Linked DNA regions of Mus musculus: region 2 is linked to region 1. The links are chromatin loops, found by intact Hi-C in ENCODE. Cell type or tissue: gastrocnemius. All regions are shown on one strand. Each heading gives the region's core, and the rest is flanking DNA. Links, peaks and the distances in the headings are about the cores only.

The links. Peaks named below come from ENCODE experiments on the same cell type or tissue, not always from the same donor. Only the 100,000 strongest peaks of a DNase experiment are listed, where the experiment ranks them.
Region 2: a loop joins it to region 1, with 3 times the contacts of the local background. A loop is called at or near these places in 3 of 42 quality-filtered maps.

Annotation. Positions count from the first base shown.
Region 1 is chr6:148,793,259-148,806,188 of GRCm38, reverse strand. Ipo8 (importin 8) reads left to right here. Exons shown (of 25, transcript NM_001081113.1): 10 at 1,468-1,567; 11 at 4,200-4,276; 12 at 4,586-4,702; 13 at 5,919-6,008; 14 at 6,297-6,462; 15 at 7,406-7,566; 16 at 9,423-9,548. Among named protein-coding and RNA genes, the nearest start is that of Ipo8, 32 kb to the left of the region's middle. In gastrocnemius, for the core only: a CTCF peak has its summit at 6,235 (motif pointing left); no DNase peak of the experiment used is centred there.
Region 2 is chr6:148,908,303-148,921,232 of GRCm38, reverse strand. Sinhcaf (SIN3-HDAC complex associated factor) reads left to right here. Exons shown (of 6, transcript NM_019643.4): 6 at 1-176. Among named protein-coding and RNA genes, the nearest start is that of Caprin2, 19 kb to the right of the region's middle. In gastrocnemius, for the core only: CTCF peaks have their summits at 4,205 (motif pointing right) and 7,063 (motif pointing right); a DNase peak (open chromatin) is centred at 7,077.

The DNA.
Region 1 (12,930 bases), core at 2,090-10,089:
TCTTACCCACTGAGCCACCTCACCAGCGGTATTGTTTAGTCTTATGTTTTATATTTCATCTTTGTTTCCAGTAGCAATAATTTCTTACAAGTACAGCCTTACATTATAAAGGGCTTGCAAAGTTGGAGCATTTGAGGTTTGTGAGTTGGGAGGCTTGGCATAGGTTCCTTCAGTCATTTATTTAGCCTTAGTTTCTGTTCTGTTAGGCACATCATAATGCTTCCTTGACCCTTGTCTGAAAACATTTTGAAATCTGCCAGTAGGGCTTTACAAAGGGAGTGGTATTTTGCAGAAGATGATGTCTGATAAATGATTTTTCTCTTGTGGCTATGTTTCAAAAGGCCAGCCTATCTTCCTTCTTAACTTCCTTCCTTTCTTGGATTCAATTCTTTAGCAGAGGTTGAAGTCTTGTTTTGTTAAAAACAGCTTTATTATTTTTATTTTATTTTTAATTTTTATTAAATTTTAAAAACTTTTATTAATGTCTAACCCTGTTTTTATTAACAATTATTTTCTAGAAAAAATAGAATTTAACATCATTATTTGTAATAATTGAAGAAACCAAAATGGTAAATGATGGATCAATAGTATATTCATTTTATTTGCAAATAAATAATTGGGTAATTTGAAGACATCAAAAAGTGAATCTCTACTTCCAATAAACTCTGAGTTCTTGGTGTAAATTTTTTTTTCTTTTGAGACAAGGTCTCTCTGTGTAGCCCTGGCTGTCCTGGAATTCACTATATAAACTAGGCTGGCTTTGAACTCACAGAGATACACCTGCCTCTGCCTCCTGAGTGCTGGGATTAATTCATGTACCACCATGCCATGCTTAGAGTTCTTTTTGTCTTTTGAGACAGTAGCCCAGAGTGATATTAAACTTCCTATGAAGTGGCGGATGGCCTTGGAACTCACTTTGTAGACCAGGCTGGTCTCAACTCAGAAATTCGCCTGCCTCTGCCTCCCAAGTGCCGGGATTAAAGGCGTGCGCCACTACTGCCCAGTGATCTTGGACTTCTGTTCCTGGGCTGCTTAGGAACCTTCCCTGAAACACAGCTGTGGAGTAGAGTACTAGTGTTTTGGAAATGGAAGCAGAAAACACACAATGCTGTTGATGTGTTGATACTTAAGACTAATGTGGACACATGAAACATTTTCACAATGAGAAATGTCACAGTAAATGTGACCCTGGTGGCATTTTCCTTCCACTAGAAATCATGGAGTGTTTGCTGTTGGTTTGTTAGTAAAGTTCTGCTGTTCTTGTCCTTATTTCAAGGAGCATCGTTTAACTGGTCTTTTCTGCTTCTAGCCTCCAGTTTCCAAGTGTTCAGTCTTTCTGAGTCTTCAGCTGTTGGGCCCTATGTCTGTGAATGCAGGCTGAGAAGGATTTCTGTAGCTGGAAAACTAATGTTATGAGTCTTGTTGGACTAGCCAGTACCCAATTGTCTTGTTTGTTTCTTGTCGTAGAATATCTCTGAAGATGTGATTTTTTCTGTGATGTGTTATAAAGACGAGGATGAAGAGCTGTGGCAAGAAGATCCGTATGAATACATAAGGATGAAATTTGGTAATTGAGACAAGTTTTCCCTCAGCATGTCCTGCATATGTAAATACAACTAAACTTATATTTCGAAGCAGTTCTGCTCTTCTTGATGAGCTATGAAATTCTGAAAAGTTGATGTCATTTTGCGCCAAGGAGCTTGGTGCCTCTGGGTGAGGGAGATGAAAGTAGCTTTATTCATCTCTTTCATCAGAGCTAAGGTCTTTGCAGAGTGGTTGGCTACACAGGCTGTGAGTCTGAAATGGTGAGACCACCTTCTCCTCTGTGTTACCACATTGCACGCATATTCTGGGAGAATTTTGGTTCCTGCACATTTGGGAAGCAACTCAGCTTGGTGCATCCCCACCCTCCCACTCCTTTGAACTTCATATTCCATCAGGGAATAGGATTTCCCTCATTGGCCTCACTGTATGTGACCCAGTTCCTTTGGGAATCTATTGGGCTTGGATCTTTCTAGAAGCTGTTGTGCTGAGTAGGTTGCTGGTGACAACTCCCCCTTTGTCTGGGTAAAACCCGGTTGCAGATGTTATTGTGTATCGGAGATATGCGAGAGAGTGACAATGTTACCATATTCATTTGCTTTGTTTTCTGTTCTTTTTTTCTGTTCTCATTTCTAATTTCTCCTGGTCTTAATTGGCACTAGTCTGCCTTCAGTAATGTTGAAATGAAGATTGCCAGATTTGAACTGAGATAGATGTATTGAAGGTACTGTAAGAAAATTGTTTCCCTTCTTGAGTTAGATGTCTTAGGTTCCAAAGTTCAGCATAGAGTCCTGACTGGGCCTAGATCGTGGGCTCCAGAGTTACAGAGCTTAGCATGCTCTGATTCCAGGAGGAACGAGGGAAGGAGGAACATTGACCTTTCTCCATTGTTCTTTCTCCATCGTGCCTTGAAAAGTTCTGTGCAGGACTTGCTTTCCTTTCTTCCTGTGTCTGCACCTTTCCTTGTTGGCTTCGACAGAAGAATGAAGACATTCTTCCTCATTCTTCCTTTTTTTTTTTGAATGGGATTTCACTCAGTATGTAGTAGGATGGTCTCAAACTCCTGGCAGCCTTCCTGACTCAGCTTTCTGAGTGCTGCATTTATAGGTATTTGCTATCCTACCTGGCAAGGTATGCTGGGGATTGAATTTAAGCCTTTATGCAGCATGCATGCTAGGTAAGTCGTCTACACTGAGGTAACCTCCAACCCTAAGGCATTCTTTAGTTAAAAAGTTAACATTTTTTATTTTATTTTTAAAAGATGTGTGTCTGTGTGTGTGTGTGTGTGTGTGTGTGTGTGCGCGCGCACACGCGCACCATGTATGTGTGGGTACCCAAGGGGAATCCAGAAGAGTGTTCGATTCCTTAGAACTGCAGTTAGAGTTAGGTGATGGTGAGCTGCCTGATGTGGGTGCTGGGGAACTGAACTTGGGTCTTCTAGAAGAGCAGAACATGCTCTTAGCCACTGAGCCATCTCTCCACCCTCATCCTAACCGTTCAGACACCCTCCAGCTCCATCTTTAGTCCTTTTTTCTTTTGACGTTGTGAGTAAGACTCTTTTGTCTTTCTCAGACTTGCCTTGAACTTGCAGAAATCTAGCTACAGTCTCCTCACCACTGGGATTATATGTGTGTACCACTGTGCCCAACTTCTTAACCTAGCACCTGTTTGATTTTTGTAATGTATAGTGTATTTACTTAACTTAGATAGGCCTAACATTATTTAATTTATTATTTATTTTGGTAAAATGGTATCTCTTTTTAAAGATAACAACTAATAGCTTTGGCATCTTTACACTATGATACAATAGTAAAAATAAAACCCTCTCATGCTTGTTCTCAGCCTTTCTGCTGTCATGGGTATTTACAAATTTCACCGCCTGGGGCACTCACTGCTTCTCCAGAGGATTTAGATTCCCAGCACCCACATGGCAGCTTACAACTGTCTGTAACTCCAGTTCCAGGGATTTGAAACCTTCTTGTGGCCTATACCCCTTTACATGAATGGGGTATACAAACATGCATGAGGGCATGTTGTGAAACTGGAAGTGTTTATGGTGTTAAGTAGTATGTAAGCGCTTCAGCATTTGATACATCATCCATTGAGTGCTGTTAAGTGCCTGGTACTCCTTAGAACTCATCCTTGCTGTTTCTTCTGCTTGAAGTTTTTGTCTTTAGAGTCCCATGGATGACTTTCTCCCCTCACTTACTGGTCACTTCATTCTTGTCACTTAACAGAGAATGGGCCAGGAGGGTTTTCTCTGTGTTAATCACTGTTTCCTAACCCTTTCACATCTGTGCTCTCAGCCTGCCTGCTGTAGTACATTTGGGTCGTCTCTGTCTCTGCCTTGTAAGCTTCCATATTTGATCTTTGCGTCCCTAGAGCCTAGAGCCTGGCACATAGGGTACTCTGAGTAAGTTTTTGTTGTATTTTAATATAGAAGTGAAGCACTTTTCCTGTGTTCAGGGAAATAGAATCCTGGGATATACTGGTTTTCTTTTGTCTTTCTCTTGAAAAGTAGCACAAGGTAACTAAACATGCTAACTCATAAATTATGTACGAAAGTCTTGGGACTTTAGTCTGTAAACCACTGGCCAGGTTTAAAATCTGTATAATAAAGAGTTGTGTTTTTACCAAGATTTATTCTGACATTTTAGATATTTTCGAAGATTATGCTTCTCCTACCACAGCGGCCCAGACCCTCTTGTATACAGCTGCAAAGAAAAGAAAAGAGGTATACAGTTGTTCTTTGTAGTTTAAAACTGAAAAGTAGTTCATATTGATTTGATATCCTAATATGTCCTAATACTTGAAAATATATATCATTATTACTTATAACCTGTCACTTTAAATAGTTTTTGTGGTTGTTCAAGTAAAAGGTTGAAGCATCCTTGATACCTTCTTCTTGAGCTTATAGTTGATGAGAAAAATGCAATAAACTAGTTTTAATTTTGACAATTAAATTTGAAAATGCTCATACTTAGCTCGGTAGTGACAAGATGGAGATTCACACAGATTGAAATGGATTCTTCGCTTTCTTTAGGTGTTGCCAAAAATGATGGCGTTCTGTTATCAGATACTAACAGACCCGAACTTTGACCCTAGGAAGAAAGATGGAGCCCTGCATGTGATTGGTTCCCTGGCTGAGATTTTGTTGAAGGTTAAGACTATCAGTTTCTTTTTTTCATGTGGTGGAGGGTATTTGTGTAGTGTATGTGTGATAGTGTGTGTATGTTCATGTATATATACATGTGTTTGGAGTCAGGTGTTTTCCTTTATGGCTCCCCATTTTATTTATTTTTTTATTTCGCTTACTTTATATGTATGGGTATTTGTCTGCATGTGTGTCTGAATACCATATGCATGCCTGGTGCCTCAGGAAGCCAGAAAAAGGTGTCAGATTCCCTGAAGCTGAAGTTACAGAAGGTTATGAGATGCAATGTGGGTACTGGGACTTGAACCTACGTCCTCTGGAAGAGCAGCGGGAGCTCTTAACTGCTGAGTTATCTCTTTAGCTGGTATTTAATTATTTTTAGACAGGTATCTCATTGGCTTGGAACTTACCAGTTACAAGACTGACTGGCCATTGAGGTTTGGGGACCTATCTGATGCTCTACTACCCACATGCTTAGGTTTGATGTACAATTGCTCCTGGCCCATTTGGAAATCTCAGTTCAGGTCTTCACATTGTGTAGCAGATAGCCATTTTCTCAGTTTGTTTCAACTGAGCCATTTTTTCCAGCTTCGATTATCAAAATTTAAGTTAATAAAGCTGTGAAGCTCAAGCCAATAAAAGAATGAAAATTATTGGTGACTAATTCTAGTCACCTTCCTATAAATATCCTTTCTTTTGTTGTCTATTTTTAAAAATATATTTCTTAATCTTTGGTATTTAAACTTTTTTTTTATGTTTTATTTACTTACTTTTAAGTGTGTGTGTATGTCCCTTTTTGTGTGTGTGTCCTACAACACAGGTATGGAGGTCAGAGCATGTGGGAGTTGGGAGTCAGTTCTCTCCTGTCTCCATGTGGGTACTAGGGATCAAATCGGGTGATCAGGTTTGATGGCAGGCATCTTCATTTGCTGAGCCATCTCACCAACTCTGTCACCTGCTTTCTTAACAAAAAGAAAATTTACTTTTGCAAGTTTGTCATCGTGAAACTGTAGCTCTGTAAGAAAGATCTGAAATGATTTTAGTATAATTTGTTCTTTCTACAAACATCAGTTAATATAAGATTGATCTAAGATGCGATTTCTGACTTGTTTTAAAGATGCAGAGTATATATCAAACAATTTTACAAGTCATCATAAGCATACTTTTCAGAAATTATGATATAGTCATTGGCACACTAAAATTGAATTTCTGTTCCTAACAGAAGAGTTTATTCAAGGACCAAATTGAGCTGTTCCTGCAGAATCATGTATTTCCATTATTAATGTCTAACCTGGGATATCTTCGAGCTAGAGTAAGTTTTCCTTATATCTGTAATGAATCTTAAGATCTCTACCTGTAGGGTAGTTTTTAAGTGAATGTGATGATTTGGTGAAAGGCTTTTCATGTGGAACACTGTCACAGAGTGCTGTCATGCCAGTGACTGCCCCTTGACACTCACAGAGCGGTCATCTTGGTGGCTGCCCCTGACACAGTGATGCCATCCAGTGGCTGCCCCTGACACAATGATGCCATCCAGTGGCTGTTCCGACGCAGCCTCAGAGCACTGCCACCCCAGTTAGTACCCCTTCTTTCCTTGCAGTCCTGCTGGGTGCTGCATGCATTTAGTTCTTTGAAGTTTCACAATGAGCTCAACCTCAGAAATGCAGTAGAATTAGCCAAGAAGAGCCTGATTGAAGACGAGGAGATGCCTGTCAAGGTGGAAGCTGCCCTTGCACTGCAGTCGCTGATCTCCAACCAGGCACAAGGTGATGCCACATGTATCTTTTCTTTTTAAATAAATAGCCTTAAATAATCTCACTCACTTCCTTCTTTAAAGAAGCAGATTTCTAAGCCTGAGGATCCTGAGTTTAGATTCCTTGCTCCACTTCTGAATTTTATAGGTATTTATTCTGCCCATTTTAGTTCTGTGGATTGTGGTTTCCAGAAAAATTTAGTCAGAAACACTAATTGCTGGGTAGTAGAGTAAGCTGGGCAGTAAGGTACCTGGACCAGCTTTGTTGCTCTCTGACTGACCATGTGAAAGTGGGCAGGGCATCCAGCTTCTCTCTGCAGCTTAAAGGCTGGCAAGGTTCTAAACCTGTCAGGCCTTCATTTCCTCCTGTCTCAGTTTAAGAAGTTAGATTGGATAGCACCAAGATTCAACTCTAGGGTTCCATGGTGCTACTAGTCCAGAAAGTAGCAGGTAATATTTCCAGTGTGCAGTGACACAGTTTGTTGGGTTGTTCACAAAGATGTTCTATTCAAGATCCAAATAACCTTTGCAAGTAAGTTTAGCTTTATGAGAGCATGTGCTATGTCCTGTTTTAGCAGGAAGATTGGATGAGGTGTAAAGATCTTCTGAGGAGGGTAGGTAAAGATTGGGCAGGACAGTGATGGTTCTCTTCAGTGTGGACCATAGTCTCTGTGGGCAAGGGTTTTTACACTTGTCATCTGGATCCACAGTCAGGCTCATGACACAGCATTTGTGCAATTAGAGTTTCTCATAGGGTGTAGAACTGTTGGCCTTTGAGTTGGGATAATTATTCCTTAGGCAGAACATCACAGCCTGATGCTGTATGACTCCAGAAGGTTATTTAATATGGCTTTGTAGCTTGCTCACCACAGCACAGCAACATCTAGAGCCTTATCTTGGAGTTACCATGTCTGAGTGATGAGCTCTTGCTGATTTCATCTATCTGACTGCATTAGCCAAGGAGCACATGAAACCGTACGTGAGATTCATCATGCAGGAGCTGCTGCATATCGTCAGAGAGACGGAGAATGACGATGTTACCAATGTCATCCAGAAGCTCATATGTGAGTACAGTCAGGACGTGGCCTCCATCGCTGTCGACACAACCCAGCACTTGGTAAGTGATGGCTGGCTTCTGCTGGAGAGATGTGATTACTTACAGAAACCTGCTATGTACAGAATGGCTGACTCAAGGGTGCCACATTACTGAAAAGCTCATTCCAACATGGGTGACCGACCATGAAAGCTTCATCTCTGGAGCTCCCTGCATAATATTGAAGCAATTCACTCTCCCCCTGCACTTGTTGTCTTTATAATTTGGAGAGGAGCCTTGTGAATCTTATGAACTTGCTGAATTCCCTTCTAAGAGCCTTGTAATTTTTGTTTACTTCTGAAGTCTTATAAGTGTTCCTCTTCCTTTCACTCCCTTCAGGAAGAAATAGCCACATAGCAGCAGTAAGAATGAGCTAAGTGTACATTAGTTTGGTAAAGAGCCCTTAATGAGGGCGGGAGATAATAGTACAGTGGTTAAGAGCTCTTGCTACTCTTCCAGAGGATTAGGGTTCAATTCCTAGAACCTACTTGGCAGCTCACAGCTGTCTGTAATTCCAGTTCCAGGGGCTCTGGTACCTTCTGACCCCCATGAGCATCAGCCATGTGTGGGGTGCACAGACATATTTGGAGGCAAAACATATACACATTAAAAAAAAAAAAAGCTCCCAGGAGTTTAAACAACCAACAACCTCCCCTCCCAATAGATTAAACTCCAGAATTTGGAGTTGAGTTTTATTTGTAAACAAAATATTAATATGACAGTATTTGATCATTCAGATATTCCTAAGGCTGGACTGATTAGCCTTAAATTAACCCCATTCAGGATAGTTCCTTTGATCTGTAATATCCTGAAATGCCATAATGACACTCTTTTTTTTTTTTTTTTTTTTTCGAGGCAGGGTTTCTCTGTATAGCCCTGGCTGTCCTGGAACTCACTTTGTAGACCAGGCTGGCCTCGAACTCAGAAATCCACCTGCCTCTGCCTCCCTAGTGCTAGGACTAAAGGCGTGCGCCACCACGCCTGGCCATAATGACACTCTTAACATGAGCACTTGGAATTGGAATCTCATTTTCCTTCTATACATAGGGCGTGTGCGTGCGTGTGTGTGTGTGTGTGTGTGTGTGTGTGTGTGCGTGCGTGCGTGCGTGTGTGTGTGTGTGTGTGTGTGTGTGTGTGTGTGTATGAGAGAGAGAGAGAGAGAGAGAGAGAGAGGGGAGAGAGAGAGAACACGAACAACTCTGTGGGGTTAGTTTTCTTCTTCCAAACTTATGTGTGTTCTGGGGATTGAACTCCTGTTGCCAAACTTATGTGGCAAGTGCTTTTACCACAGAGCCATCTTGCCAGCCCAGGAGAATAGTTTATTGATGTTGTTGCCTCTTCGGTATTTTCTTTTCTTTTCTTTTTTTTTTTAAATGTTTCCCACCTTCTTTTGTACTTCCTGATGTAGATATCAGACTGGAACTGAATCCTGTCCGTATACCCTTTCTTCTATTTTTGTCTGTGTCTAGGTTTTTGTTTTTGTTTTTTATAATTTTCTGAGTGATCTTTGCTTTCATTTTTTAAATATTCTGTCACATTTTTCTTTTTAGAAACACTTGTTTTCAGTGTTTCTAGATTTCAGTTTTATTTGCCTAAAGATAACTAACAGTTAAATAAATATTAGCTATTGGTTAAGTTACTTAATAAGTGTTTCATGTGTGTGACTACAATGGATACAAAAGGGTAGTTATACTTAAAGCATGCCAGCATCCTTCATTGCAAGAAAAAAGGTGATTCGATCAACAAAGTGCAGAACTTAGTGTCTGAGAAATGGTAGCATTTGGGTGTGCAGTGCCTGCTCCTTTGGCATGGTAGCAAATATAATGTATATATAATGTATATAATATTATTACATGTATGTATGTATGTAATGTTCACAGGCTGAGATATTTGGTAAAGTTCTTCAGAGTGATGAGTATGAAGAAATTGAAGACAAAACTGTCATGGCCATGGGGATTTTACACACCATCGACACTATCTTAACAGTTGTGGAAGATCATCCAGAGGTGGGTGGGCACCTTGTGTTTTATTAGAATGGTTATATTAACTGAAATTTATGTGAGCAATGGTTATGAGTTCTTATCTTTTTAATTTATTATTTGTATGTGTGTGTACATGCCACATTTACGTATTTGTGTGTGTATATCAAACGTGTGTGCATATACGTATGGGCTTCCTCAGAAGAGGACATCAGATCTCCTGGAACTAGAGTTATAGGCAGTTGTGGGCTGCCTAACATGGGTGCTGGGATATGAACCCAGGTCCTCTGAAAAAGCTGCAAGCACTCTTAACCACTGAACTATTTCTCCAGCACTATGAGCAGTGATCCTACCTGCTGACCCGTCTCACCATCCCAGTCTTGGTATTAAAGATTTATTTTTCATTATATTGGTAAGTTTTAAAAATTGTCCTAGCTTCAGCGTTTATGCAGGAAGACTACAAGTCTATGACCAGCCTGGGCTAGGTAGTGAAAGCCTTTTTCTAAACACACAAGCAAATAAGTTGCTTTCAAATTTTAAAGTAATGTATTAAGATAGTTGAGCTAGGAAATTGCACATTTATTGAAAGTCAACAGTATTAGCCTTTGCACTAATCTGAGTTCAGATCATCATATCTACTGTGTGCCAGGCTAGGTTTCTGTGAATTGCTGTTTGAATAGAACAAGGGTCTTGACTTCTAGGACCCACAGTCTAATCTTAGTGGAGAAGGATGGAGCTTTCAGTTACAGTGGCCAGTATTAGTAAAGGAACATAGTTGTAAGAGGTGCAGTAAGACTGGAGAGGAGTAAGCAAAAACTTGAAGACATCCAACTCTCAGAGGAACACTAAGGTAAAATAGAATTAATTTTTTGAGACAAGGTCTTCAGCCACTCAGGTTGGCCCCAGACTTGCTCTGTAACCAAGGCTGGCTTTGATGAGGTGATCCTCCTGGCCTTCCTCTTACTAAGAGGTAAGGCCAGGAGTAAACTCTGGCCAGTAGTCACTGCTGAGGCCCAGGGACAAGAGTTTAGATGCTGTATTCAGTACTTAGCTGGTTCAAGGATGTTAATAGGTAGGAGAGTCTCTTTGCAAAGGCAGAAGTGAGGGTCAGGAGGCTGAAGGCTATTGTACCTGGTCACAAATGGTCAGGCTAGATTTGCATTGGGCCATTCTTGTCATATGTCAGCTTTCCCGATGAAAACCCAGAGTTCTCCTTCCCAACTGGAACATGGCCTTTCCTTAAAGAAAATTAGCCATGTGTTCATTGTGTCTGTGAGCACAGACTGCTATGTTTAGAAGTGACAGATTTGCTCAGTTAAGTGAGGGTTTGGGAAGCAGGTGCCAGTTACACTGCTGTTAGCCATGTGACTGCAGATTCATCCTGTGTTTGTCAGGCACCCAGGGGGCTTGCTGAAGTAGTGCAGTGTTACTCTGCCGGGCCTTCCTGTACCTAAGACCTTTAAGTGAATCTTTAATTTTCATATTCAATATTTTATTTTTGTGTTTTCATGTTGAAACTCTGGTCTTCAGTAACCAGTGAGTTAGACCAAAGTGACTTAGAGTAGCTATACTTAAGCAAATACTACTTTCACCTTTATTTTTAATTTCACAATACCTTAGAAATCATTGAATCCAGTTTTCCCAAGTATGGGTATTGTGAAGAGAGAAAATTGCATAATTTTGAAAATGAAAGCATTTTTGAATTTGATATTAATTCTTTTTTAAACTTCATGTAGTTTGAACCTTCTGGGTATTGTGAAGAGAGAAAACTGCATAATTTTGAAAATGAAAGCATCTTGCAATTTTGAATTTGATATTAATTTTTTAAAAACTTCATGTAGTGTTCAACTTTCAAAGTTACCATACTTAGCAAAGGAGGCATGAGTTAAGGTTGAGGCATACTCAGCAAATCACATCTGGCTTCATACCTACAGATGAAAATGTAAAGCCTTCTGCATAATTAGAAGCAAATTAGAAGCAAAACCAGCAGTAATTTGCTGGTCACCTGTTCTTTTCATAGATTAAAAAATAATTTTAAAAAGTATTTCTTTTTTGAGATTATCATATAAGCACACCATTTCTCTCTTCCTTCTCCCTGCAAATCCTCCCACTCCTTTTTGCCCTTTTTCAAATTCGTGGCCTTTTTTCATTAGTTGTTACATACATATATGTATATTTTAGTTATAGGTACATGTTCATGTTCATGTTCATGTTCGTGTGTGTGTGTGTGTGTATGTGTGTATGCATGCTCTTGGAAGGTGCATTATACTCAGGAGCTGTAGTTACTACAGAAGTTGTGCACTGCCCAGCATCTGTGTTGTTGAAGTTTTTAATCCCGACGCAGGGTTTATACATCATCACCTTTGAACATTCAGTTTCTGGATAAAAGACACATACAAAACCTTTATATTTACAATAAGCCTTAAACAGCACAAGATCTGGACAGATATCTATCCTCCATGCTATTAGAATCTACTTTACTATCAATAACCCCAAGTTATTACTTACAGTGTTTCATCTGGGCTGCTCTTAACTCCAATTGGCCAGCCCTTAGGGCCATGTTCTATTGACTCCTAACCCATGGCATCTTCCTCCTCCTCCTTCACCTTCTTCTCCCTGTCATGGTCTGTCCAACCTCCCAAAGCCCAGGAATCCTAAACCACATCTATGTCTCTTCTGCCCAGCTATTGGTTGTTGGCATCTTTATTTACCAGTCAGGAATAACTTGAGGTCACATAGCATCACTTGGTTCTGTGTGTGTATGGACTCCAGGTCTTTCCCCCAACACCCCTTCCCCATACTTACAGTACATAGCAAGACCAAACCTCAACACATCTGTCCTGTGAACCGAATTGGGCTCTCATCTACTGCTATCTGCTCAGACATCTCTCCTGCTTATTCCTCAACTTTGAACTTCCTCTTAGTAAAAGTAAACTCTGGAAGCCATACTTCTTTCAAATAAAAACACGCCTGTGGTTACTTAGAAAGGACAAAACTTGGAACTCTAAAATGGTACCCAAGTAGGTTTATTTTTATCTGCTATTTTAAGGATATTGGCAGAGTCTAGATTTTGGATTATTTGAACTTCAAAATAACAGTTTAGCATATAGCAAGTTATCAAACTGTACCCTAAAAATTATTATTTCAGTTAAATAAAAAATATTACAAATGGGCTGGAGAGATGGCTCAGCAGTTGAGAGCACTGGCTGTTCTTCCAGAGGTCCTGAGTTCAATTCCCAGCGATCACGTGGTTGCTCATAGCCCTCTATAATGAGATCTGGTGTCCTCTTCTGGTCTGTAGGTGTATATGCAGGCAGAATAGTGTATACATAATAAACAAACAAACAAACAAACAAACCAAACACTGAAAAAAGACCACAAGTAAAATTAAAATTGAATATTAGAATAT
Region 2 (12,930 bases), core at 3,106-11,105, 110 kb before region 1:
CAGCCTTCTCCCCCTCCACTCTCTGCCTGTAGGATGTACTGTATGTAGTCATGCACTTTGTATTAATATATTAGAAATCTACAGATCTGTTTTGTACTTTTTATACTGTTGGATACTTATAATCAAAACTTTACTCTAGGGTATTGAATAAATTTAGTCTTATTAGAAAAATAAAAGTTGTCTCATGACTTTGTTTTAGAGGTCTCTGGTAAGAATTTTTTCAGGACCTGGAGAGATAGCTTAGTAGTTAAGAATACTAACTGTACTTGCACAGAGGGTCCAAGATGGATTCCCAGCACCCACATGACAGCTCAAAACCATCTTTGGCTCTTGTTCCCAGGGCTCTGATACCTTTGGTACTCCTTGGGGATCAGATAGGCACAAGAGGGACAGATGAATGGAGACAAAACCACCCATTTACATAAAATGGATATAAAGTTTAAGATTTATTTATTTAATTTATCTATTTATTTAAGATTTATTTATTTTTGTATGTGGGTACACTGTCTTCAGACATACCAGAAGAGGGCACCGGATACTCATTACAGATGGTTGTGAGCCACAATGTGGTTGCTGGGAATTGAACTCGGGACCTCTGAAAGAGCAGTCAGTGCTCTTAACCGCTGAGCCATCTCTCCAGCTCCAAGCTTAATTTTTGATGAGCAGGGGTTTGGGTAGAAAAGTCTTCAGACTCTAGGATAAGTGGATATGGTAGCTACATACAAAGGACTTTGTGTAGTGGTTTTAACATGAATGGAATGTCCATGACAAGGGTTGCTTATCTGTGGGGAGAGTTAGACCGGGACTTTTGTGTGAAACAACTTTACAGAATTATGAGGAACTGAAATGAAATCAAACATGGAAGTTTTAAACAAAATTTTTGAGACAGTTATGTATCCAGGCTGGCCTCAGTAATCACTGTTGGGCAGGTAAGATGGCTTTGGCTATGTGCCTGCCAAGCCTGACAATCTGGAATTTGGTCTCTAGAACCCACAAGGTAGGAGAAAACTAGCTCCCACCATTTTCCTCAGACCTTTTCACATGTGCTGTGGCACAATCAAGATTGCTTTTTCCTTTGTCTTTAGTGTGCCTAGAGTCAGGGTGCTTTTATATACAAAATATGTTTCTCAGACTTCATATTCCAGTTTCTGTGAGCTGGGAAGCTTGTATATAGACTGTTTGCTTCTGTCCTTCCAGTGCCAGGAGTCAGAATGTCAAGGTGAGAACTGAAGCAGAGACCATAGAGGAGAGCTGCCGACTGTTTGTTTGCTTTTCATGGTTCTACAACCTGGGACTAATTCCCCAGTGAGCTGGGCCCTCCCACATCAATCATTAGTCGGGAAAACGTGCCACATATTACAGAGGCTGCCTTAGTTATTCTGTTGGTGTGAGAGACACCATGACCAAGGCACCTCTGATAAAGCATTTAGTTGAGAGCTTGCTCACAGTTTCAGAGGGTTACTTTGTTATCATGGCAGGCATGGTGCTTGCAAGTAGCTGAGGGCTTTACATTCTTACCAGAAGTCAGTGGACAGTAAAGCAACTTAGCCTGGGCTTTTGAAACCTCAAAGCGCACCATCTCCAACATGTCCTAACCCTTTCCAACAGCTGACCAACTGGAAACGAGGATTCAAATACATGAACCTATGAGGCCATTCTTATTTAAACCAACACAGAGGCATTTAGATTCTCTTCCCTGAGAAGTCTAGGTTTGTGAAATTGGCAAACCAACTAGGACAAACTGAACCAACACACTAGCATTTTGATCTATGATGCTACCACTGATTACAGAAGTAGGAAGGTGGATCTGTTCTGAAACACCCATGAGCCAAGTGATCAAACACTGATCAAAAGTCCTGTAAAGTTCAGTCTTAATTACATTTTTGTACCATGTCCAGAGAAACTTACAAAAGAAAGCATTTAATTGGGATCTTGCCTAACAGTTTCAGAAGGAAATGTCAATGACCATTGTGGGAGCTTGACAGCAGGCAGTCAGGCATGAAGCTGAATCAAGCTGAAAGCTTTCAGATTGAGACAATCATGAGAGAGACACAACCCAGAGGTAGAGAAAGCTGGGTGGGCTTTTGATTCCTCAAAGCCTAGTTCCAGTAACATACCTTCAACAAGCCCACACCTAATCCTCCCCATACTTTTACAAGCTGCAGCCCAAACATTGAAACAAATATATGAGCCTTTGAGAGCCATTCTTATCCAAATCACCACTATTCTTAAACAAACCTGCAGCTGAGTGGAAGTGTAAAGAGTTTAACTTGAATAAAGCCTGCTTTTCTGATTCCTGTTTGCTTTCTTTTTCTTCAAAACAGGGTTTCTGTATAGGCCTCAGTCCTGAAACTCATTCTGTACACCAGGCTGGCCTGGGACTCAGAGGCTCACCTTCTTCTTCCTACTGAGTGGTGGGATTAAAGGGGTGTGCCACCTCATCAGGCAATGTTTGCTTGCTTTTTATTTATTTTATGTATATGATACACTGTAGCTGTACAAATGGTTGTGAACCACTATGTGGTTCCTGGGAATTGAACTCAGGACCTCTGCTCACTCCGGGCCCACTTGCTGTGGCCCAAAGTACACTGTAGCTGTCTTCAGACACACCAGAAGAGGGCATCAGATCTCATTACAGATGGTTGTGAGCCACTGTGGTTGCTGGGATTTGAACTCGGGACCTTCGGAAGAGCAGTCAGTACTCTTAACAGCTGAGCCATCTCTCCAGCCTGCTTGCTTGCTTTTTAAATTATTTATTTATTCTTAAATTTGTGTACGTTGGTGTTCCTTCCTCTGGAAAAGGAAAGCAACCAGGGACCTTAACTCTCCAGCCCACATTTGTTTACTCTGTAAACTAGCTTGATGGTCCAGCAGCCAGTGCCTCTTTAATCCAGAAAAGTTTTCTGCTTCCTGCAAAGGCTGGTCATGGAAGATGAGTTTACCTGTTTGTGTGTGGTTCATGTGTACGCCTTTAGTGTTTGAAACAAGATCTCTTACTAAAGCTGTGGCATAACTAGAAACACCAGGGACCCCCTCCTGCCTCCACTACTGAGATTACAGCTGTGCCCCAACATGACTGGATACAAGGGATCTGAACTTTGGTCCTCGCCTTACTAGACAGCAGCACTCTTCCAGCTGATCCAGAAAACCCCAGTTTTGTTTTTAATGCCAGTTTGAAATGTATTATAAAAGATGGGGGCAGGAAGATCACAATTCTAGACCACCTGAGGTATATGAAATCCTGGGTTAAAAACAGCTTCAAAACAGCCAGAACTTAGTGCCAGCTGTCAATGTCATGCTGAAGTTCTCCAGGCACCCGTAGTCCAGTGTCCATATTGATCCAGCATCCTGATGCCTGGCAGTTTTTGTGTGATGTTTAATGAACTGGGACTGGAAAAGGAAGAGACAGCCAAGTTGGATCAAAGGTAGGAGTTTCATGGGCTCATTCATGAAAGAAAGGAGCCAGAGGGTCCTATTGGATAATTTCTCTAGCTAGCAGTGGAGTTTGGTTACTCATTGTTGGTATCATGTTCCCTGCACCATGGGCAAAGGCTACTTATTATTGTGGTATGTTGAGTCTAGGGGATCTTAGACAAATCTTTTCATTCTGTGTAGAAGGTGACTAAAATCAGAGCTGCCCTTTTGTCTCCATGTCTGGAAAGGAGGAAATTACTCTATTTTAGAATGTCTATACTTACATAGCTTACCTGCACTTAACTTCAGGCAGGGGATTTTGCAGCTGCAAGGAAAGACGGGGTTTGTGCCTGTGTTTATGTTTCAGTCTTAAATAATGGCTCAGCAGCCTCAAGTTGTTAAGCAGGTCCCTGGTAGTATTAGAAAAGGAACTGAACAGTTGTGTTGCTGTTTAAGACACAAGTGTATTCTTGGACTTGAGCTATTTAGATAAACTTACTGTTCACTATTCCATCACTCAAGGTCCCTGCTTCCTATGGGAAATGGCAAATCCCCTATAGTTCTATAGCCTCTTTGCCGGTTACTTGGGGCCTCTGAACTTTAACACCAGGTTGCAAACTCAGCTTCAATTAGAGCGAGTTTACCTGTCCTCAGACTCACAATCCTCAGTAGAGGATTGGCTATAACCCCCAAGTTCAGTAACAAAAACATTTCATAGACTGCAAGTGGGCTGAAGTACTGAGAAAACTGTCCCAGGAAACAGGCTCAATCAATTTTCTTCTGGTGCACCACCAGGTGGCGTTGGTGAAAAACATGTTAAGAATTTAGGTATACTTTTCTAAAAGACAGGATCTCAACAGGTTGGTGATTGCACATGCTTTTAATCCCAACATTTGGGAGGCAGTGCCCAGTAGATCTCCGAGTTCCAGGCCACTCTGGTCTTTAGAGCAAGTTCCAGGACAGCCAGTGCTAGGCAGAGAAACCCTATCTAAGAAGGGGGGGGGGGGGGGCGCGGAAGGACCTGTATAATTTCAGATGGGTTTATGTAGACCAGGCTGTCCTGGAACTCACAAAGATCTTCCTGCCTCTGCTCCCTGAGTGCTGGGATTAAAGGCTTGTGCTCCCATGCCCAGTAGGCATTCCCCCACCCACCCTTTAATGACAAAATGTTACTGGCTGGAGAATGACTTAATCTTGAGGACTGAGGTTTGGATCCTAGAACCCACATAATAAGGTCCACACAAACATTTAGCCTTGAGTTGACCATGCTGTCCCTGAAGGAACAGGGGGAAAGTGATAGAGATTACCCAAGGCCTTCTAGGCGTTCACACACACTCACAGATAAATATGTACAGGTAATCATTTAGAGAAAGTAAGAAAACACTTAAATTTCTTTCTTTTTTTTTTTAATTTGGTTTTTTGAGACAGGCTTTCTCTGTGTAGTCCTGTCTGTCCTGGAACTCACTCTGTAGACCAAGCTGGCCTTGAACTCAGAAATCTGCCTGCCTCTGCCTCCCAAGTGCTGGGATTAAAGGTGTGCACCACCACTGCCCGGCAACACTTAAATTTCTTAACACCCTCATTTTAGATAAACTCACTGAGTGGTCACTCTAATATTTTAGGGCAAAGATGAGTTAATCTGTTGCTTCACCCATAGTTTAGTAAGTAGCTACTTCAGCCCAAATGTAAATGTTAAAAATGGTTTCTTTTTAATTTTATTTTAGTGTGTGTGTGTTGCCTATATGCATATGTCTTGGATTCCCTGGAACTAGAATTAAAGTTGTGAGCTGCCATGTAAGTATTGAGAATAGAACCTGAGTCTCTTAAACCACTGAGCAAACTCCCCCCCAACCCCCCACCCCGGGCCCCCAGGATCTCACTTTAGCTTGCTATCTGAGTGTTGAGATTACAGCCTGAGTCACCACACTCAATTTACAATCTGTTCCTGTTTGTTTAGCCAGGATAATCCCAGAATTGAGAAGCAGAAGCAGGATGACCACACTAAACTTAGAGCCTCACCCGTGACCTCTTTCTTTTACATTTATTTTTACAATGTATGTGAATATTTTGTGTATAAGTGTTTTGTCTGTATGCTTATGTGCACTATGTGCATTCCTGGTGCTCTCAGAAGCTGGAAGAGGTTACTGAATCAGGATTGGTAGCTAGCAGCCCTGGGAACTGAACTCAGATCCTCTCTGAGAACAGCCAGTGCTTAACTGCTGAGCCATCTTCCAGTCCACTCATTTTTTCTTGGGACAGTCTCAATATATAGTGCCCACTGCCTTGGCACTTACAGCAGTCCTGTCTTAGCCTCCAGAGTGTTGGGTTTACATATGTATGTTACATGTCTAGCTCTTTTACTTTTTTCTGTAGTTAAATTATCAAGGATAGAAAGAAGCACATTGATGTCGTCCTCTGCATGTTCTTTCCCAGAAGTCTGCCAGACACATGCCCAGAAAAGTGCAATGTGAATAAGCCAGCAACCATTGACAGCAGCTTCATACTTGCCAGCATATATTTAATTTAAATTTATTTACTTATTGTTTGTCTTATTTAAATTTTTAAAATTGTAATTAATTTTAAATTAAAATTTAATTTAAAATTTAAATTATTACTTATTTATTTGTATTTTGTTTTGTTTTGTTGTTTTTTTCAAGATAGAGTTTCTCTGTGTAGCCCTGGCTGTCCTGGAACTCACTCTGTAGACTAGGCTGGCCTCGAACTCAGAAATCTTCCTGCCTCTGCCTCCCAAGTGCTGGAATGAAAGGCATGTGCCACCACTGCCCAGCTTTATTATTTATTTATTTATTTATTTATTGTGTGTGTGTGTGTGTGTGTGTGTGCATGTGTGTGTATCCCAGAGATTGAACTCAGGTTTTCAGGCAAGCCTGTATTTACATGGGAATCTGATATACTCTTCTGGTCTCTGCGGAAGTCCTCACTCAACATATACATTCCCCTCCTTCCCAGACAGACATATAATAGACACATAATTAAACACAAAAATAAAAATCTTAAAAAAATAACTTGAAGCACAACATTGTGATTGCGGATTGTATTTAAAAAGCTGAACCAGATATATTTTAGTCTATATCAGGGTTTCCAGGGCACGGTGATACCTGTCTTTTGTTTTGTTTTAAATGTAGCCCAGGGAGGACTAAAACTCACTATATGTAGGTAGGAATAATCTTGAGTTCCTGATCCTCCTGGTTCTGCCTGTCAAATGCTAGGGTTGCAGGCATGGTCTGCCAAAGCTTGCCAGTACCTTGCCACCTTTTAAAAAATATATATTATTTTTAAACATTTATTTTGTGTCTATGTGTGGGCAGTTTTTATTGTTGTTGGTTTTTGTTTGTTTGTTGTTTGGTTTGGTTTGTTTTTTTTTAGAGGGTTTCTCTGTATAGCCCTGGCTCTGTGTCCATCTGTCTTACTCATCAGACTCAGAGGCATGGTGCCTGCTTTGGAGGGGAAGGAAAGATTGTACTCTGAAATAGTTGTAGGCCTGGCTAATGTGTATCCACAGGGATTGCGGTATATATGTGGGACTGGGTCCTGGGGACTGGACACAGGGAATGGAATTTTAAATGGGAAAAGGGAGAGTTTACTTACAACATTTTTTTCATGGTACAGAAATTGGTGCCCTGGCTAGTCCAGAAGATGGCGCTAATACACTGTATGGTTGTGTCTTACAAGTATTGCTTCTGTGACCTGAGGAAAACACTGGAAGCTCTGCTGTAGCAAATAGTTAAAGAAGGAAGTGGCTATGCCAAAATGCATATATTAGGGCTGTGCTTACTGAACAGATACTGGGGAGATTGAAGAAGGAGGACTATGAGTTGAAACCTGGCTTCAAAATAAAAGTGTGAAAAGAAGGAGGAGGAGAAGGAGGAAGAGGAGAAAGAGGAAGAGATGAAGGAAATGGAGAGAACAAGGAAAGGAGGGGAAAAGGAGGAAGACAAGTGTTTATAGGAAGATCTTGAAGATGCCATGTAAAACAAGTAAGTATACCCAGTAACAATGAGAAGTTGCTAAGTTAAATTTATTATAATGCATTTGACTTACTACTAAAACAAATAAATGAGCATTCTTCTTAATAAAACTGTATTATAAAAAAGAAAGGAAAAGGAAGACAGAAAGAAGAGAGTAGAGAGGGAAATGGTATTAATAAAATGGAATGGTGGAGTGTGTGACTGGCATATGAAAGGCTCCTGGGTTTGATCTCAAGAACCTCATATTTTGGTCAGAAAACCCACATCCCCCATGTTAAATGGCAGACCTAGAGGATATTCTATTCACACACATGCACTGGCAGAGAGAGAGAGAGAGAGAGAGAGAGAGAGAGAGAGAGAGAGAGACCCAGAGAAGGGAGCCAATGTAAAAAGTAAGAGTGGTAGGAGATAGTATCAGAGATCACAGTACTGGGCATGTCACTACCAGAGGCCTTCCAGAGCAGTACTGAGCAGTGTGGGGGCAGCATCAGATAACAGTCAGAAGCAGATGGACATGGAAGTCAGGGTTGGAACAGTCAGATCAGCTTGTAGTAGCTCATAAGGCCAAAAGTTCTCTCTCCTGAGGTAGATTTGTTGTTTTTAGACAGGATCTCGTTTTTGTTTTTGTTTTTTGTTTTTGTTTTTGTTTTTGTTTTTTAGCTCTATGCTCCTCCTCATCTTTTCCTATACGTCAAACTAAACTCATGCCAGCCAAACTCAGGGCCTCTTGGTTCATGTCATTATTCAGCCAGTGTTATCAACCATATTTCAAAAATCTACCCCTCTGCTCAGACGAGTTATTACCAGTGTATTTGACCTGAAGTACAGGACCATTGCTAGTGTAGAATACTAACATTTCCCTTGCTTGTCTCTCTGCCTCACCCTTGACTTTTATTCCATACTGAAGCCAAAGAGTCTTGTACAAGAACTAAGACTCAGATTAAAACATGACATCATCTAATGACTCTATTTAATGTCCTCTCTTCATTTCCCATCACACTTTGATTGAAAACCAAGCCTCTTCTTCTACTGCTCTCAAGACCCTAATGACCTTGACTTCCTTCTCTGTTTTTTTTTTTTTTTTTTTTAAATCACTTTCTCTCTGGCTTGAAGTTCTATGCATAGACACATAGGATCTCTCCCTCTCCCTCTCTCTGCCTCCCCTCTCCTTCCTTCTCTCCCTCCCTCCCTTCCTCCTTCCCTTCTTCTCTGTTGACCCATCCAGCAGGTCCAGTTATTCGAGGGTCTCGAGGGGACCTCCTCCTAATAACCAAATGGGGGGGTAGAGAGAGACGAGGGCCTTGTGCGAATAACGACACAGAAACCGTTCTGGAATGCATCAAAGCCCCCAATGTATTAGCCAGGCCCAAGGTTTAAAAGCACAAGAAAAAAGGGGAAGTGCCTTTCAGCAGGAGGAATGGGGCAGAGGAAATGCACCTCAGCAGGAGGGATGGGGCAGCAGAAATTTTTCTTTTGGCGACTACAAGGGGAAGCAGGAACTTGGTGGTATCAGGGTACATCTTGAGGTCAGGACATCTGGCGCTGACTTTCTCGGAGCGGTGCATCTGGTGGCCCGCTTTTGACCCCCTTTTCTTCTCGGGGGGAGAGGCCCAATTCAGAGATCAGGACAATAGCGTTGCCTTAATAGCTCCCAACACTCTGTCTCTCCCTCTGTCTCTCACTCATTAAAAAAATTCAACCTTTGGCTGGAGAGATAGCTCAGTGGTTAAGAGCACTGACTGCTCTTCCACATGGTGACTTACAACCATCTGAAATGGGGTCCGATGCCCCCTTCTGGTATGTCTGAAGACAGCTACAGTGTATTCACATACATTAAATACATACATACATACATACATACATACATAATTTAGAAAAAAACCCTCGACCTTAATTCAATACACTCCTGAATTGTTCTTACTCAGATATTCATGAAGCTTGTTCTATGTCAAAGAGGAAGGGTTAAAAAAGAGAATTGTAAAGTGAATAAGTAAAAAAATAATAATTTAAAAAGAGAGAATTAGGGCTGGTGAGATGGCTCAGTGGGTAAGAGTACCCGACTGCTCTTCCAAAGGTCCAGTGTTCAAGTCCCAGCAACCACATGGTGGCTCACAACCATCCGTAACAAGATCTGACGCCCTCTTCTGGTGTGTCTGAAGACAGCTACAGTGTACTTACATATAATAAATAAATAAATCTTTAAAAAAAAGAGAGAGAATTAAATATTTTTCTTCCTTTTGGTTTGATCAACTTGGAGTGAGTGGGTCTATTCACTGGTATGTGAGTATTGGGGGGAGGGGAAAGGAACTAGAGAATTCTGTCACTAGCCGACATTTGTAGGGTACTTGATACCATTTAACTTATTGCCAAAAAAGAAATTATCCCTAGATAGTGTATAATAACTTACTATAACTTTTTTTTTTTTTTGAAACAGGGTTTCTCTGTATAGCCCTGGCTGTCTTGGAACTCACTCTGTAGACCAGGCTGGCCTCGAACTCAGAAATCTGACTGCCTCTGCCTCCCGAGTGCTGGGATTAAAGGCATGCGCCACCACGCCTGGCAACATTTTTTTTTTTTTAAAGACAGGATTTCACTATGCAGCTCTATCTGGCCAAGAACTCACAAAGGTCCTGAAAGACTCAGAGAGGAACCCCTCACTCAGGCCTCGGGACAATGGCGGACACTCAAGAACTCAAGAGAGACCAAGTTGATGCAAACTACATGAGGCTTTATTCGGGGAAAGCCAGAGCTCTGGGGACGACTCATATCCCATGCAGGGGTAGAGGAGTCGACCTCGAGGGGAAAGGGGTCCAAGTCTTTATAGGCCCTCATGGAGGGAAGGAGAAGGGGGGAGTAGGGGATTTCCAGATTTAAACAATGTCTGTCTATTCTAAAATGATTGATTCCTCAAGAAATGGGTATGGGAGGGAAACTAGGAAGGAGTCTAATGAAGGTGCAGCAATTCCGGATTGGCCCCGACTGTGGTTGCTGGGGAGATTTTCCGACTCTTTCCCAGCAACCAATATAGCAACCAATATCACAAACACCTGGCAATGTGGTGCAGCAGTGGGCACACACCTGGTCAGAACATTGGCAGACACACAGGTTCGAGGAGCGGCCAGAGCATTGTGCACCTCTATTTTTCTAAATCAGTGAAGCTAGTTCTACTAACAATGAAATCTATTTTGCCAATTTCAGGGCTTCTGTGACCTTTTACATTCTGTCAGGATCTTCCAGTCCACCTGCCTCTGCCTCATGAATTCTGGGATCAAAGGCATGCACCACCATGCCTGACTTAACACAGCTATTATTAGTTAAATTTCTGTGTATCAGGGATCTGGCTGTACTCAGGCTATGTTTTCAGAGGCAGCTAAAACTCAGTCAGGAGGGATGAGCTGCTTCCTTACTTGGACATTAATTAGGTGGATGAGATTCCTTGCAAATTGTTCTACTAAGTCATCATTTTCTCATGGCCTGGTAGCTAAAGGCTTGCCTCAGTTTCTTACTACACAAGCCTCTCCTAGGAGCAGTTCACAGCACTGCAGGGGCAGAGGGTGGGGTGGGGATGAGATTAGCAACAGAAGGAGGGGAAGTAGGAAGTGGTATCAGTTTGCAAGCTGGAGACCTAGGAAAACCACTGGTAGAGTTTCCTTCTACGTAAAGAAAGGCCTGAGGACCAGGAAGCACATGGCAGTAGACAAGATTGATCAAAATGTCTATCTTAGCTCAAGCAGAGTAAATTTAAACTTTGTTCTGGCTGTGTTCTTCTTGGGTAGGGTGACGCCCACTACGTTGGTGAATGCACTTTCCTTCACTTAATCCATACAGACAAATGCTAATCTTTTCTGGAAACATCTTCACATATGCAGACAGATGCACAATTTTTATCAGCTATCTGGGTATCTTATAGCCCAGTTAAATTCATATATTAAAAAAAAATCACCATCGAAGGCAAGTGGTAGTGGTGAATGTCTTTGACCCCAGCATTCAGGAAGAAGGAACAGGTGGATTTCTGATTTGAGGCCAGCCTGGTCTACAGAGTGAGTTCCAGGACAGCCAAGGCTATACAGGGAAACCCTGTCTCAAAAACAAATAAACAAACAAACATTTACCATCCACTGTCACTTTTGTTATAGTCCATGTGTTGAGAGGAAGTCATTAGGTTCTAGCTCACACTCAAGGGGAGGTATCACAGATCTAAACCAAGAATCAGAGATCATTGGAAACTGTCGGGAGTTGCCTACCACAGGAAGGTGGACCATCCAAAAACACTCTATAGGCTGAGCGTGGTGGCGCACGCCTTTAATCCCAGCACTCCGGAGGCAGAGGCAGGCGGATTTCTGAGTTCGAGGCCAGCCTGGTCTACAGAGTGAGTTCCAGGACAGCCAGGGCTATACAGAGAAACCCTGCCTCAAAAACACCAAAAAAAAAAAAAACCCAACCAAGCAAACAAACAAAAAAAAAACACTCTATATGTCTTAATTCACTTAATCTTTTTTCTTTCTTTTCCATTTAATGATTTGTTTCTCTCATTTTTAAGTTATGCATACGAGTGCAATGCCTGTGGAGGTCAAAGATATAGAATCCTCTAGAGCTGGAGTTGAGGCAGTTGTGAGCACTTGCTATGGAACTATGGTCTTCTGGAAGAGCAGTAAGTGCTTTTAACTGCCAAACCATCTCTCCAGCCCCAACTTGTAGGAATCTGATTGAGGCTTGGTCATCTTATCTTAAACTGTGCTAATATTGTTTCCATTTACAGTGTCAACATCTAAAGTGACTGTCTGAGGCCCATCAGCTTTCAACCCAGGCTGCCCACTTCCAGCATTTGTGTCTTTTTCTTTTTAGTTCTGGGGATTGAAAGCAGAATCTTGAGTATACTAGGCAAATACCTAACTGCATCCCAATAATGCTATTACTTTTAGATAGGATCTGTCTTGCTCTGTAGCTCAGGCCAGCCTTGAACTTGCCATCCTCCTGCCTCAGACTCCTGAGTGCTGGGGCATCTGGGATATATCATCACATCTGGCTCAGCATCTGCATTCTCAGAGAGTTGGCTGGAATGTGAAGTAGAGGCCAGAGGTAGGATTGTGTGGAGAGTAGTGGGTTGGCAAAGAGAACTGGAGGAAGAAATTCCCTAGTGCTGAAAGGAGAATCTCAGCTAACCCTTAGGTAATTCCTCTCTCACTTGCAAATCCCCAGTGCCAGCAGTAGTTACTTGTTCCTTCCTTATTTCCTTTACTTCTTTAAAGATTAAGACAGATGTGGTGGTGCACACCAGCACTTGGGAGAATGAGGCAGGAGGATCTTTCAACTTCCACTCTCCCCTCAAAAAACGACTCAGATATTTAACTCACTGTCACACAGGTGCTGGGAGAATACTATTCCTGGGACTATATTTCTAGCTCACTGGCTATAAAGATGAAATATAACTTGAGATTTTTGAATGACTTACTCAAATCATTCACTTAACTGTCATTTATTAAAATTGAACTCTCCCCATTAAATGTACTACTGTGTAGTGTTATGA